Regions from separate parts of the Homo sapiens genome. Here region 1 is linked to region 2. A link is a loop called in an ENCODE intact Hi-C map of the cell type or tissue named here. Cell type or tissue: heart right ventricle. All regions are shown on one strand. Links, peaks and the distances in the headings refer to the core of each region. The heading gives the core; the rest is flanking DNA.

The links. A loop is a pair of places that touch in the nucleus more often than their neighbours do. Peaks named below come from ENCODE experiments on the same cell type or tissue, not always from the same donor. Only the 100,000 strongest peaks of a DNase experiment are listed, where the experiment ranks them.
Region 1: a loop joins it to region 2, with 1.8 times the contacts of the local background. A loop is called at or near these places in 7 of 110 quality-filtered maps.

Annotation. Positions count from the first base shown.
Region 1 is chr10:78,978,318-78,984,854 of GRCh38, forward strand. All of the region lies in intron 5 of ZMIZ1-AS1 (ZMIZ1 antisense RNA 1), which reads right to left. Among named protein-coding and RNA genes, the nearest start is that of ZMIZ1-AS1, 86 kb to the right of the region's middle. RefSeq lists enhancers at 1,704-2,204, 2,205-2,705, 3,185-3,264 and a silencer at 3,944-4,135. In heart right ventricle, for the core only: no CTCF peak of the experiment used is centred there; a DNase peak (open chromatin) is centred at 3,796.
Region 2 is chr10:78,867,313-78,873,849 of GRCh38, forward strand. No RefSeq gene overlaps it. Among named protein-coding and RNA genes, the nearest start is that of ZMIZ1-AS1, 200 kb to the right of the region's middle. In heart right ventricle, for the core only: no CTCF peak of the experiment used is centred there; a DNase peak (open chromatin) is centred at 2,659.

The DNA.
Region 1 (6,537 bases), core at 801-5,800, 110 kb after region 2:
GTGTTATCACAGCACAAGGCAATAATCACTTCACACAGCTTCATGCCTCCCTGGTTTTGTTCACGCTGTTTCATCTGCTGACAGCACTCTGCCCCATTTTCAGTCTGCTTAATTCTCTCGTCTTTCAAGACTGATCTCAGGCGCCTCCTCTTCCAGAAAGCCTCCACTGACTACCCCTCCTCCCACCTGAGGCTGATGCTGTGCTAGGGGATAAGATCATTCTGTTCAAAGTACTTGTTTAGGCCAGTGCGGTGGCTCACGCCTGTAATCCCAGCACTTTGGGAGGCTGAGGCAGGTGGATCACCTGAGGTCAGGAATTCAAGACCAGCCTGGCCAACATGGTGAAACCGCATCTCTACTAAAAATACAAAAAATTAGCCTGTAATCCCAGCTACTCAGGAGGCTGAGGCAGGAGAATTGCTTGAACCCAGGAGGTGGAGGTTGCAGTGAGCCGAGATCCTGCCACTGCACTCCAGCCTGGGAAACAAGAGCGAAACTCCATCTCAAAAAAAAAAAAAAAAAACAGTGCTTGTCGAGATGGGTGTCTTCTCCATAAAGTGTAGGATTCTGTTTTGATATCCATACCCTCAACACCCAGAACTGACTAGGTGCTCAGGAGAAATAGGTGGAGGTAAGAAAGATGCCTGGCACTCAGTGGATACCCAGCTCATGCCCAGCTATCCTCTCCAGCCGTGCTCCAAGCGGAGCCTAAGGGTGGCTCCTCCTTCCATACTTAGGAAATCTTGAAAGTATTGGCCGGGCACAGTGGCTCACGATTGTAATCCCAGCACTCTGGGAGGCTGAGCTGGGTAGATCACCTGAGATCAGGAGTTCAAGACAAGCCTGGCCAACATGGTGAAACCCCATCTCTACTAAAAATACAAAAATTACCCAGGCATGGTGGCACACGCCTGTAATCCCAGATACTCAGGAGGCTGAGGCAGGAGAATTGCTTGAACTCAGGAGGTGAAGGTTGCAGCGAGCCAAAATCGGGCCACTGCGCTCCAGCCTGGGCAACAGAGCAAGACTCCATCTCAAAAAAAAAAAAAGTATTGTGTTGCCTTCCACCCTTTCCAGCGGATGGGTGGCTGAACTGGGCACACCATACAGCATTTAAAATGAGCAGTGTACAATTTTTGGCCAAATCTAAGCCAGATCTTCCCCAGCAGCTCTGTCCCAGCTTTGCATCGGTGTCTGTCACTGAAGCTCCCTTTCTTCCAGCTCTATCTCAACTCCAGCACCTCCCCTCCAAGCTCTCCCTGACTCAGTTTAGTCCCCATACATAGAACCAAGCTGGGGCCGGGAAAAAATGCACCCACCAGGAAGCAAGAAGCACGGTTCTACTCCCGGTTCTGCCATTGACCCCCAGTGTGATCTGAGTTGATGCATCCCACATGGGGCCTCAGTTTCTCCCTTATACTTATAGAGTTATAAGTATCCCCCTTATTCTTACAGAGTTAAGAATAGAACCAGAGTACCCTTTGGGACTTTAAGATCTACATAGAGAATTCCTGGAGGCTATGAATGAGGGTGCAGCCTCGACGTCACCAAGGCGCTCGTGAGATGATTGTGCCCCCATCCATAGGGACCCCATAGACACAGCCTCCTCTCTGCTCTCTATGCATTTTGCTTTTCACCTCCAGCCACAAGGCAACTCTGGTTGTTAAAAATAAAAACAGCCCAGAGCCGCCAGATCCAGGGATGACAACTCTTCTAAACCAAGGGAGGGGGTGCTGTTTTTGTTACAGTCACTGAGCTTGACTCTAATCCAGGAAAATCAAATCGAGACATGACTTGGCCCCTCCGAGCTGGTTTGACCCCAGAGATGTGGGTCAATCCTTGCTGTGGTGGCATCTGAGTATTTCATGCCAACATCACAGAGCAAGAGACAGGAGCACGGTTTATGCGTACTGGGACAGTCAGTGAGATTCGGTGAAGGACATGAGGTACCTAGGCAGCACTGGGCTTCAGGCTGGCACCGGGGAAGGACAGACAGGAGGCAACCCCCTCCTTGGTCAGCCCCAAGAGCATCAGCTGTGCCCCGAGTCGGGGGACTCAGAACATTTAGAGAAAACTCCACAGAGGAGGCAAAATTTGAAAAAAGGGAGAGGAGCTACGACGGCATCAAGAAGGGGCAAGGCATGCCTTTGACCGTGTCACTCCTGCAAAAAGCCTTCCTTGGCTCCCCGCTGTCAAGTGGATGAAGTCCAGACTCCTCAGCTGGCAGGCAAAGGCCTTCCCATGCTGACCCCAGGGTGACCTCTTCCCTCCAGCATCCCTGGGCTCCCCATTCTGTCTCACCCTTCCTCACACACCCTGGGTGTCAGCCTGGGTGGCCACATATGCCAGGCTCTGTTGCTCTCCAGTGGCTTTGCACATGCCATCTGCAGAGAATGAAACGCCCTTCCCACCGCTCGCTGCCCCATCTTGACTTCATCTTCATGGAAAATCCCTTCGTGCTCTTTCAGTCCCACCTCCAGTGACCCTTCTCCACGGAACCTGCCTCAACTCACCCAGCTGGAGTTGAACCATTTGTCCTCCGCTTCTGCAGAGCAGCCCTTTATGTTCAGACAAACAAACAAATAAACAAAGATGTGCTCCACCAGACAAAAATAATCCCTATCCACTAAGAAACATGTTGCTGCCCAGCTTTCGCAATTGCTGTCTCACTTGATTCTCACACTCTGTGGGGTAGGAAGGAAAAGAGTAGCATTGGCTACAGTTCATGATGAGGCACCTGAGGCTCAGAAACCTCGGGGCACTCAGTCATGGTCACTCAGTCACTTGCTAGCATTGAAGAGATCGGCTCTAGATTCTTGACTCTAGAAGGGAAGACACCCAGTTCTGACTTGGTTTGCCCATCTGTCTACCGTACCTCCCTGTCTTCTCAAGGGAACCCCTCATTCCTTGAAGGGGGGGGCCTCATCCAAATCACATGGTGTCCCCTAGAGCACCTAGCTCAGTGCTCAGCACACAGTAGGTCTGATGGTTTCCCAACAAAGAAGTGGAGTCTGAGCAGTGCTGGGGGAGAGGATGTGCAGAGGGAAGGTTCCTGCCAACCAGGGTGGTGTGTCTGGGTCAAGAGGAAGAAAAGGTGATGGGCAGACTGGGGTAGGCAGGGTGAGGCCAACCAGGCCATTCAGGCTGATGCATGGGCAATGGGGAGCCATAGGAGGTTGTAGAGAAAGGCCTGCTTCAAAGGGACTCCAAGCCAGAGCCCCAAGGGAAGAGGTGTGGCCATAAGAGGGACTTCCCAACCCAGGCCAGAACCCCACACTTCCCCTAGCTCAGAGGTGGCTGCGGCTCTGCATGCAGACTTAGGAGGACAGCTTCCTCTCCAGGTGAGAGACGTCAGACACAGCTATTGTGAGGGTCTGGGGAGAGACAGGACAGAAGCAGCAGACCCTGGAGTAGCAGCCTGAATGCACCTCTCCCGGGGGCTTCCCAGGGTTAGAAAAGGCCTGGCTCTCCAGGAGGCTGGGAACAGAAGAGAGAGTGGAGAGTGCCAGGAGTCCCCCAGCCCCAGGCCCTGCAGGAGGGAGGAGAGCTCTCTGCCACCTCAGCCCAGCCCTGCTCCGGGGAGCGCTCCACACACCACCAGCAGACAAGTCTCCAGACAGTGCTCGTGTGTCAGCATTTCTGAAGATGTGGAGGAGAAGTCTGTGGATTTAATGGGACAGCAGTCTGCAAGGAGAACCAACAGGATGGGATGGGGAAGGAGATGCCTCCGCAGGGCAGATGGACAGCAGCCTGGGCACCCAGCCACAGCCATGCAGGGAGCTCTCAGCAGGCCACATTCCTCACATGCTGCAGGGAGGTGGCGCGTCAGGGCAGAGAGGGCTGCACTTGCCTGTCCCGGTCACTAGCACCACATATAGAGTGTGGCTCCTGAGAGGGGGCCCAGGCACAGCCACAGCCAAGAAACTTGCCAAGGGAACATGCTCCAGTTCCCACATGGACCCACATGGACTCTCCACGGCCAGTGGCACAGTCTGCCCCCTGCCTGGGCTTCCCGGACCCTACACATTTGACCCCAGGGCCCCTCACCCCATCATCTCTCAGGCTTCCTAGATGTCTTCCTAGATCTCCACCTCTAGCCCTTACACAGATCATTTCCCCAACTTGGACCAGGTGGCCAGGTGAAATACTGGGTGCTCAGTTAGCTTTGGATTTTAGGTTAACAATGAGTGTTTAGTATAAGTATGTCCCATACAACACGGGAGATACTATACTACAAATGTATTCATTCTTTACCCGAAATTCACCGGGGCATCCTGTATTTTTATTTTCCTAAATCTGGTAACTCCAATGTCAATGCCCCAATCCCTCAACGCCGCCTTTAGTGACAGGCATTCTTCCTTCCATCTAGAGGGTAGGCCCTGTTGGCTTTGCCTTCTGAGGGCCTCTGTCTTCCATTCTGTTCCAGTTTCTCTGTTGCTGTATACTAAACTACTCTACAACTTAGTGACTGATAATGAAAACGATTTTATTCTATCTTGAGATTTGTGTTGATCAGGAATTCACACAGGGTTCAGCCGGGTAAATCTTCCAGTCCCTATGGCGTGCATGGGTGCTACTCAAGTACTATTCAGCTGGTGGATGGGCCCTTCTGAAAGCCCTGTGTTGGCTTCACTCGCATGTCTGGCATCATGATGGGGACGCCTGGAAGGCAGAGCTCCACTGAAACTGTCCTCCAGAGCACCTGTCACGTGGCAGCCTTGGGGTAACTGGATTCCATGGGGGCTCAAGGCTTCCACATGGAGTGTTCCAAGGATCCCAAGCAACCTGTGTGCTTTCTTATGACTCAGCCTTGGAAGTCCCAAACATCACTTCTGCCACATTCTATTTACTGATCAAGCAGTTCAATGCAAGGGCCAAAAATTAGACTCTATTTCTTGATAGGAGGAGCAGCAACGATGTGCAGCCATTTCTGATCTATCACACGTCGCCTCCTCTCCATCCCCTCCACACCGCCCAGGCTCAGACACTCATCTCTGGCCTGTGCGCTTTCCAGCCTCCTTCTGACCTGTTTCCTCACCTCTGCCTTCTGATCCATCCTCCACTTCAGCTACTATGAACTCATTTTTCCTAAGATCCTGGATTGACTATGTTGCTTACTGCTTGATCATTTTCATTGGATCCTTCCTAGACTCTAAGCTCCACAGGGACAGGGAACAAGACCTTTATTTTTTCACTGAGGTGTGCCCAGTACCTAGCACAGTCTAATATATAGTAAGTGCTGAGTAAATATTAGTGGAATAAATACCTGAAGGAATGAGCTGTGGGATAATGTCCAAACTCCATAGCCTGATATTCACACATTTTGGTAATATACCGCCTCATCTTGTCACCTTGAATGTAGCCCTATCATACTTTCCAACATTCCTTAAACGTGTTTCTTCCCTCAATGGCTTCTCATGGTCTGTTCTCTCAGCACATGCTGCTCGTCCTCTCTTACCTACCTTATGAACTCCTATGCATTCTTCACAGCCCTGCTCAAGTATCACTCTCTCTCTGAAGCACCAGTTCCCACAGCTTTTTTCCATGTCAATCAACAATACATTTGTCTCAAATGTAAATTCCACCTGAGATCTAGCTCCCCAAACACATAGTATGGGTAAACGGCTTCCTGAGATCAGGGGCAGCCTGCTAAGTAAGTCAGGCACTTTAATAAACATTCATGGAGGACAACTAAATGCCTCTCCCTTCTCTCAGCCTGAGCAGCATCTCCCAAGGACGTGTTATGGCCTCATTTCTCACAGCAAACCTTTCCTGACCACCACTTCCCACAAATATGCACCATGCTTTATTGGGCCCTAATTTCCCACTGCAGTTAGCCCACACTCATTAGACACTAACTGTATACTGACAGACACCACTCATCCTTCTGATAATTCAGCTAAGATTCCCTGGGAACCTCCAGTAAGTAGGACCTGCACCAGGTACTAGAGACTTGGGGACTTTTGCCCTGCTGCCTGGAGTTCACAGTCTGCTGGGTAGACAACAAGTAAACAAGCAATGGCAATAGAGATCCTGGGGGTGCATATGAGGGATGGCTCTCAGGAGGGACCCTCCATGCCATCATGGGCTGGGGAGGTTGCCAGGGAACTGAGGTCTAAATTTGTACAAAGGAAAGATAGAGGGAACATGGGCAAAGGTCTGGAGGGAAGAACTCATTTCAGGAAACAATTAAAGATCATTTGGGCTGGAACATAGAAAGCAGGGATGGGGAAGGGGGGTTAAGGCAAGAGAGGAAATCAAAAGCCAGGTTGTTAAGGGCCTTCCACATTCAATAAGACACTGGGGCTTCCAGGCAGAGGCCCATAATGCTAATTAATAAGAGTAGCAGCTGGGTGGGGTGCAGTGGCTCATGCCTGTAATCCCAGCACTTTGGGAAGCCGAGGCAGGCAGATCACCTGAAGTCAGGAGTTGGAGACCAGCCTGGCCAACATGGTGAAACCCCGTCTCTACTGAAAATACAAAAAGTAGCCAGGCATGGTGGTGGGCACCTGTAATCCCAGCTACTCGGGAGGCTGA
Region 2 (6,537 bases), core at 541-5,540:
GTGGGGAAGGTCACCTCAGGCTTGAGCCTGGCAGTGGGGAGTTTTAAACTACAGAGAAGAAGAAAAGCCGATCTCCAATGGGAGTGCTGGGAGGAACAGAGATAGACTTAATCAGTTTTAAGTTCCCTTTCAGCCCTGCAATGCTCTGAATCCTCCACTCCTGAACACTTGAGAGTTAAACAGAGAGTTCCAGCCCAACCAAAGCCCAAGAGACTCCAACTCTAAGGAGATGGGAGACCCTAAGCAAGTCCTTTTCTTTCTTTGGACCAGCACAATGAGAGGCCTGGAAATTAGGGTTGCCAGGGCCCTCTCAGCAGACATCACCCAAGATCCTTGGCTTTCCCTGGGGGCAGGGGAATCCCATAATAACACCCACCTAACAGTGCCCACAGACAGTCCTAGGGCTGTGCTAGGAGTCCCTCCAGGCCCCATCGAGAACCAGGCAGGGCCCTGGATGGGGAAAGAACAAGCCCTGGGCCCGGACCTCGGGGAGGAGGAGTGCATGGGGCCTCTGGGTCTGGCTGTGAGTAGCCATAGAGTTGATAATTCCAACCCAACCCTTTGTACCAGGCCTGCGGAGGCCATCATTCTGGCCACCCTTCACCTGGCCTGTCTCAGATCATTCTGACCACCCTCTGCCCATCCTCTTTCAGATGCTGCTCCTGCTTTGGCCATGTCCCAGGAAATCACGCTTCAGGTGAAGCCTTCAGCCACCTGCTAATGGGAGTGTCCCCTGCCCCGCCCCCCACCCCCTACTACCATCCTCTCTTAGCAGCTCTGGCTCTTCCAGAATCTCCTCTAGGGCCACTCCAGCCACTCTCTGTGCCCCAGTCCCTCCAGCTGCATAAAGTCCCCTTTTCTGCTCAAGTTAGGGGCATCTCCTGCTCTAACAGAGCCCTGTCTCCTGCGAGACATTGCAGGAGATCTGCTGTAAGGCTGTCTGTCCCCTACTGACCACCTCTTTCCATGGGGAGCCCAGACTTCGCCTGGCTTAATTCTCAGGAAGAAAGCCCCTCAGGTACCTGAGCTTTAGTATCTAGAGGGCACTGAGCATCCATCACCTCAACCAACTTGGCAAGTGGGCAGAACAGGCAAGCAAATAGATGAGTAAACTGAAGCACATAGAGGGAAAGAGCTTTGGCCAAGCTCCCCCAGCAAGTGAGCAGTGCATCTGACATTTGCTTCTGGTTCTCCAGAAACTCCAGGCAGGACTTTTTCCACAGTACCGCACAACCCTCAGTACAGCACTAAGCAGGGAGAAAGAAGAGTTGGCACCTCACCCAATGTCCCAAATATTTTGATTGGCTAACAGCACTTACTTTATTTATTTATTTTTTTTAGACACAGAGTCTCGCTCTGTTGCTCAGGCTGGAGTGCAGTGGTGCCATCGTGGCTCACTGTAGCCTCAAACTCCTGGGCTCAAGCAATCCTTCCGCCTTAGCCTTCCGAGCAGCTGAGACTCCAGGTGAGTGCCAATGGTGTGCTTTTAATGTTGCATTTCAGTGCTGTTGGAGGGTCATGTGCTTTTCAGTTCTCCATGGGCCCCACACTCCCTATGGTCTCATGTCTTCCTCCTGTCCTCATTTCTGTTGTCTGCCTTGTTCCTGGAGGTAGCAGAATCTGTAACCCTACTGTGCCCCTGGGAGCTGGTCTGTGTGCTTAGCTCGTCTTCACTCCGGCACTGGCCACGTTTCCTTTCGCCCCTGCCCTTGGGGCACTTAGTACCTGTCCTTACCTGCAGCCCTGCATTCTTCCTCCTCTCCATGCTGCCCTTCCACAGGTGTGCCCCGCTCCACTTTCCTTGCCTAGAAAGTGCTTACTATTCATTTATCCTATGTGCATGTTCCAAACAAGTTACCCCGCATGCCAGGCACTACTTTAAATGATAGGGATTCAAGGATTGCTAAGACAGGGTCCCTTCTCTAAAAAGACACTAGCACAAAAGCCGATAAACTCAGAACAACTTTGAAGTGCAGAACTGGAGACAAGCGCAGAGGAATCCAGGTCTTGCTCAAATATCACCTACTCCAGGATAGCCTGGGCCCTGCCTGTGTGTTCCCATAACACCTTCAATGAGTCTCTAGTAGAGCTCTTATCATACTGCATTATAGATACGTTTAAACTGGCATCAAAAACAAACATATATTCCTTTCAATATTCCCAAGACTTAGATAGGTCCAGGTACCTGTCAGTAATGGGCGAATGAATAAATGAGTGAATGAATGTCATCATCAGCCCATTCCCTTGTAGATGTTTATATTTGCACATAGACTGGTGTATATCTGTGTTTCCATTAAGTTAACCCTCTTGGTGGGTACTTATTACCTGCCCACCCTGCGTGGGGCCTCCTGCCGTGTCCTTGGTCTGGTAGAGGAATGGACGTGGCTTCTGGCCCATGGCCAGCACAGGGCGGCCGGGCAGACAGGCCCATAAACACACAGCTGCGTCCAGCAGTGTGTGCACCTGACCCTGTGTGGATGTGAGTGTTTTCATTTGAACCATGGCATTTCACTCTTGTCCCTTGAATGATAATTGGAACCATGCCTGGTGAGTCCATCGGACCCAGTCCTCTCGAAGTCATTTCGATGATATGACAATCTGACCTTGAGCAGAAAAGAAATAAAGTGAAAAAAGGCAACGTCTGTCTGTGGAGCTGGAAGTTTGACAGTGGCCCGGGAAAGGAGTAAGGGCAGAAGAGGGAACACCGGCCTTGGCATCTGCTGAAGCCAAACGCTGCCTGGGACATGGAAAGGATGTGGAGGGTGACTGTGAAATTGAACTAAATTGAAAGAGAAGAGGTGTCCACAGCAGGGTGACAAAGCCAGCAAAGAGGCAGTGCCTGGCAGTGGTCAGGCCAGCCTGTGCCGACACCCACTCCCTCTTCTTTCCTCCTGTCTTCTCCACTCTGACACCTCCCAGAGGTGCAGAGACTAAAGGTCTTGCTCCCCCGGCAGGCAGCATGTGGACGGGAAGTGGCATTTGGTGGCGTCCTGATCAGGGGGCGAACACCACCGCTTCCCCAAATTGGTTTTCCGACAGTAAATTATAATTGCTCTAAGTCTTCTAGAACTCAGGGACTGAGATTAATTATGGCTCCGTATCCTATGGCGCTCTGAACTTTAAGCACAGCATGGTGTGCAGGTTGTTAATAAGAAGGAGAATCTGGGAGGACTTTTCAGATGAGCAAATAAAAAGGGAAAACTGTTTGAATTGGATTCTGCATCTGGGAAGGGGGGCCTTTCGGGCTTGGGGGGATGCTTCTCATCTTTCCTGTGTGGCCTGGGACTGTGTTTATGATGATCAGAAGCATAAAACGGCTTCCAGGGAGTGGGCACCAGTGGCAGGCCTTCATCTACCCCACCCAGAATGGGTCCAGCCACCATGCTGGTGACCCTTTACAGGACTCACAAGTCTAGCAGTCATAAACTCAGACGTTAGCAAAGTTGAAAAGGCAAAGTAAGCAAGTGGGACTTGCAGGCCAGGGCTTCTGTAGAGAATGATGAGGCTGGGGATCTAGGAAGTCCATGCCTAAGGGTCAACCTCTACTGGGCTCCAACCAACCCCTGTGGGAATGTGGCCTGTTCTGTTGGGTCTTCAGGAGCAGAGTTCCAATTTTTAATATAAAATCTCTTGATTTTCATAGTTGGAAGCTTATAATTTTTAACACACTCTTAAGGCCAAATATATCTATGCTGGAATTTGGTCCATGTGCCTCCATTGTGAAACCTCTACATCAGAAACAATGTCTTCCTGCAGGTGAGTGGTAGGTTTGGGCCTCTCTCCCTTCCCATCCTTTTGCCTCCTGGCTCCCTGTACATTGTGCATTTCTCTCTGCAACCCTTGCCACTGGCACCAATCTTTTCATCTGTCCCCCAACTTGAAGCCACTGGATTGGCATGGACTATATAGCTCTGTATCCAAAGCAACTAAGAAAAGGTACACTACAAATCAGGGGCTCAAATGATGTTTGTTGAATGAATAAACATCATGCACATTTATACCTCTTGTTCCCTGCTCATTCTCTTCATTCTACATCAACTATCCTTGAGTCAAACTCTGACACGTGGCTCCAGTCCAAGCCAATGTCCCCCTGTTCTTTTTGCCATGTTTCCAGGTGTTGAAGCTGGAGTCAGGCCAAAGAGGGTTAGAAGTAGACAGCATGTAGAGTTCATGGTAGTCACTGTTCAGACAGGCAACTGAATCCTGGAAGGAAGAAACAATTGGCATAAGGTGAGACCATGAGCTGATAGCCAAGCCATGTCTGGAGCTAGGACCGTGTGAGGTCGAAGCCCCTTAGCTCCACCCTGGGCCCAGACTTGCTCTGCCTTTCTCCCTCTCTCTGAGAGCATCACCCAGGCTCTCGGGGGCAAATCCTCCCACCAGCCCCCATCCTGAGGATAGGGCTACAGCAGTACAAGTTCCTCAAATCCCAAGGCTTGAGAGTCACCATCACCTCATCATGCACTCAGCTCAAGGTGTACTGAGAAAGCCATTCATTTAATAGAAAATAGGAATTACCATTTAGAAATTAAAATGAATTTATTTTATTAAAAGATGTTCTGGCACTGGGATCCATCACTGCTCTGTCTCTACTGCTGGCCCTGATTGTAGGGTTGGCAGGGGACACCCTGAGAACATGCTGACCCTGACAACCCAGTGCCTGACTAAGGCATGACCATGACCCCACCCCTTCCCAGGGCCACTACCTGTTGTGGCCGTGGCATTCAGGTACAAGAAGGAGATTGGAGGAAACAGTACATTTGTGCTAGGGGTTGGCTGGCCTCCTCTCCTGCCTCCTTTTTCCAGCCAGAAACTCAGAGAAGGAACTATCAAGTGGGAAATCGAGGCAAGAGCGTGTAGAAGTCAAGAATGTGGGCTTTGGAGTAAGACATGGATTTGAGTTCAAGCTCCGGTGTTTGTCCATGTGTGACCTTGTACCAGCCCTTGTTTTTTTTGTTTGTTTGTTTGTTTTGAGACAGAGTCTCACTCTGTCCCCGAGGCTGGAGGGCAGTGGCACAATCTTAGCTCACTGCAAGCTCCACCTCCCAGGATCTCGCTATTCTCCTGCCTCAGCCTCCCGAGTAGCTGGGATTACAGGTACCCGCCACCGCCTGGCTAATTTTTTGTATTTTTAGTAAAGACGGGGTTTCACCATGTTAGCCAAGATGGTCTCGATCTCCTGACTTCATGATCTGCCCGCCTCGGCCTCCCAAAGTGCTGGGATTACAGGCATGAGCCACCGCGCCTGGCCTGTACCAGCCTTTCTATCTCTCTGCTTCAGTTTCAATCTCTACAAAATGGGGAGATGGGAAGAGAATACACACCACTATATTTCCAGGTAGGAGCACTCTAAATGCCCTACACACTTTAGATTGTTTAATCCTCATAATAACCTTATGAGACAGGCACTCTTATTATAGGCTCTCTTTACAGATAGAGAAACCAAGGCACAGAGCGGTGAATTGACTTATACAAAGTAACACAGCCAGTAAATACTGGCAGGGATTCAGACATAGCTACACATAACTCTAAAGCCCATGTTCATTTTTTCTTAATTAAAAACAAATTAAGAACCACAAACATGCTTCAAAACTCACGAAAGTTCCTTAGGAGTGGGTCTGAAAGAAATAAACCAGAAAGTATCAAAGATATACAGAGAAAATCCTCCTTCTCAACATCAGCCTATACTTGCAACCAGTCTCCTCTCTCAATAACTATTGTTCATCTATTTTAACTTCCAGAGTTTCTTTAGGGGTATGGAAGTAAATATAAGTACAAATTCTTACCCTGCTTTTTTATATAAAAAGTCAGATATTATATACATTGTTCTGCATCTTGGTTTTTTTTTTTAATTTTAGACACACATTGAAGTTACAAAAATAGTACAGAGCATTCCCATGTACCTTTGAAAATTTCCCCAGTGACAGCATATTATATAATCATAGTACAATGAGCAACACCAGGAAATTGACAATGGTACAATTAACTACAGACTTTGTTTGGATTTTACTTGCACTAACTTTGGGGGAATTTTGTGAATAACTCTATGAAGTTCTATCACATGTAGAGAATCATGTAGCTACCACCTCAATCAGGATTCAGAACTATTCCATCACCACAATGAAAATCCCATGTGCCACTTCTTAATATATTGTCACATCCTATGTCAGCCCTAACCCCTGGCCATCACGGGTCTGTTCTCCATCACCACAACTTTGTCTCTTCAGGAATGCAATATACAGGGAATCACGCAGTATGTAACTTTAGGACTGGCTTTGTTCACTTCGCATAACGCCCTTGAGATACATATTGCATATGTCAATACTTCATTCCTTTTTATTGCTGAGTGGTGTTACATTGTATAAATATAGCACAGTTTGTTTATCTATTTTCTGTTGGGAGAACTTTGGGTTGTCTCCATTTTGTGCTGTTAAAAATAAAGGTGTTATGAACATTTGCGTACAGATTTTTCTATGGCCTTAAGTTTTTCTTTACTTTGAAGTGACCCAGGAGTTGAATGGCTGAGTCATATGGTCC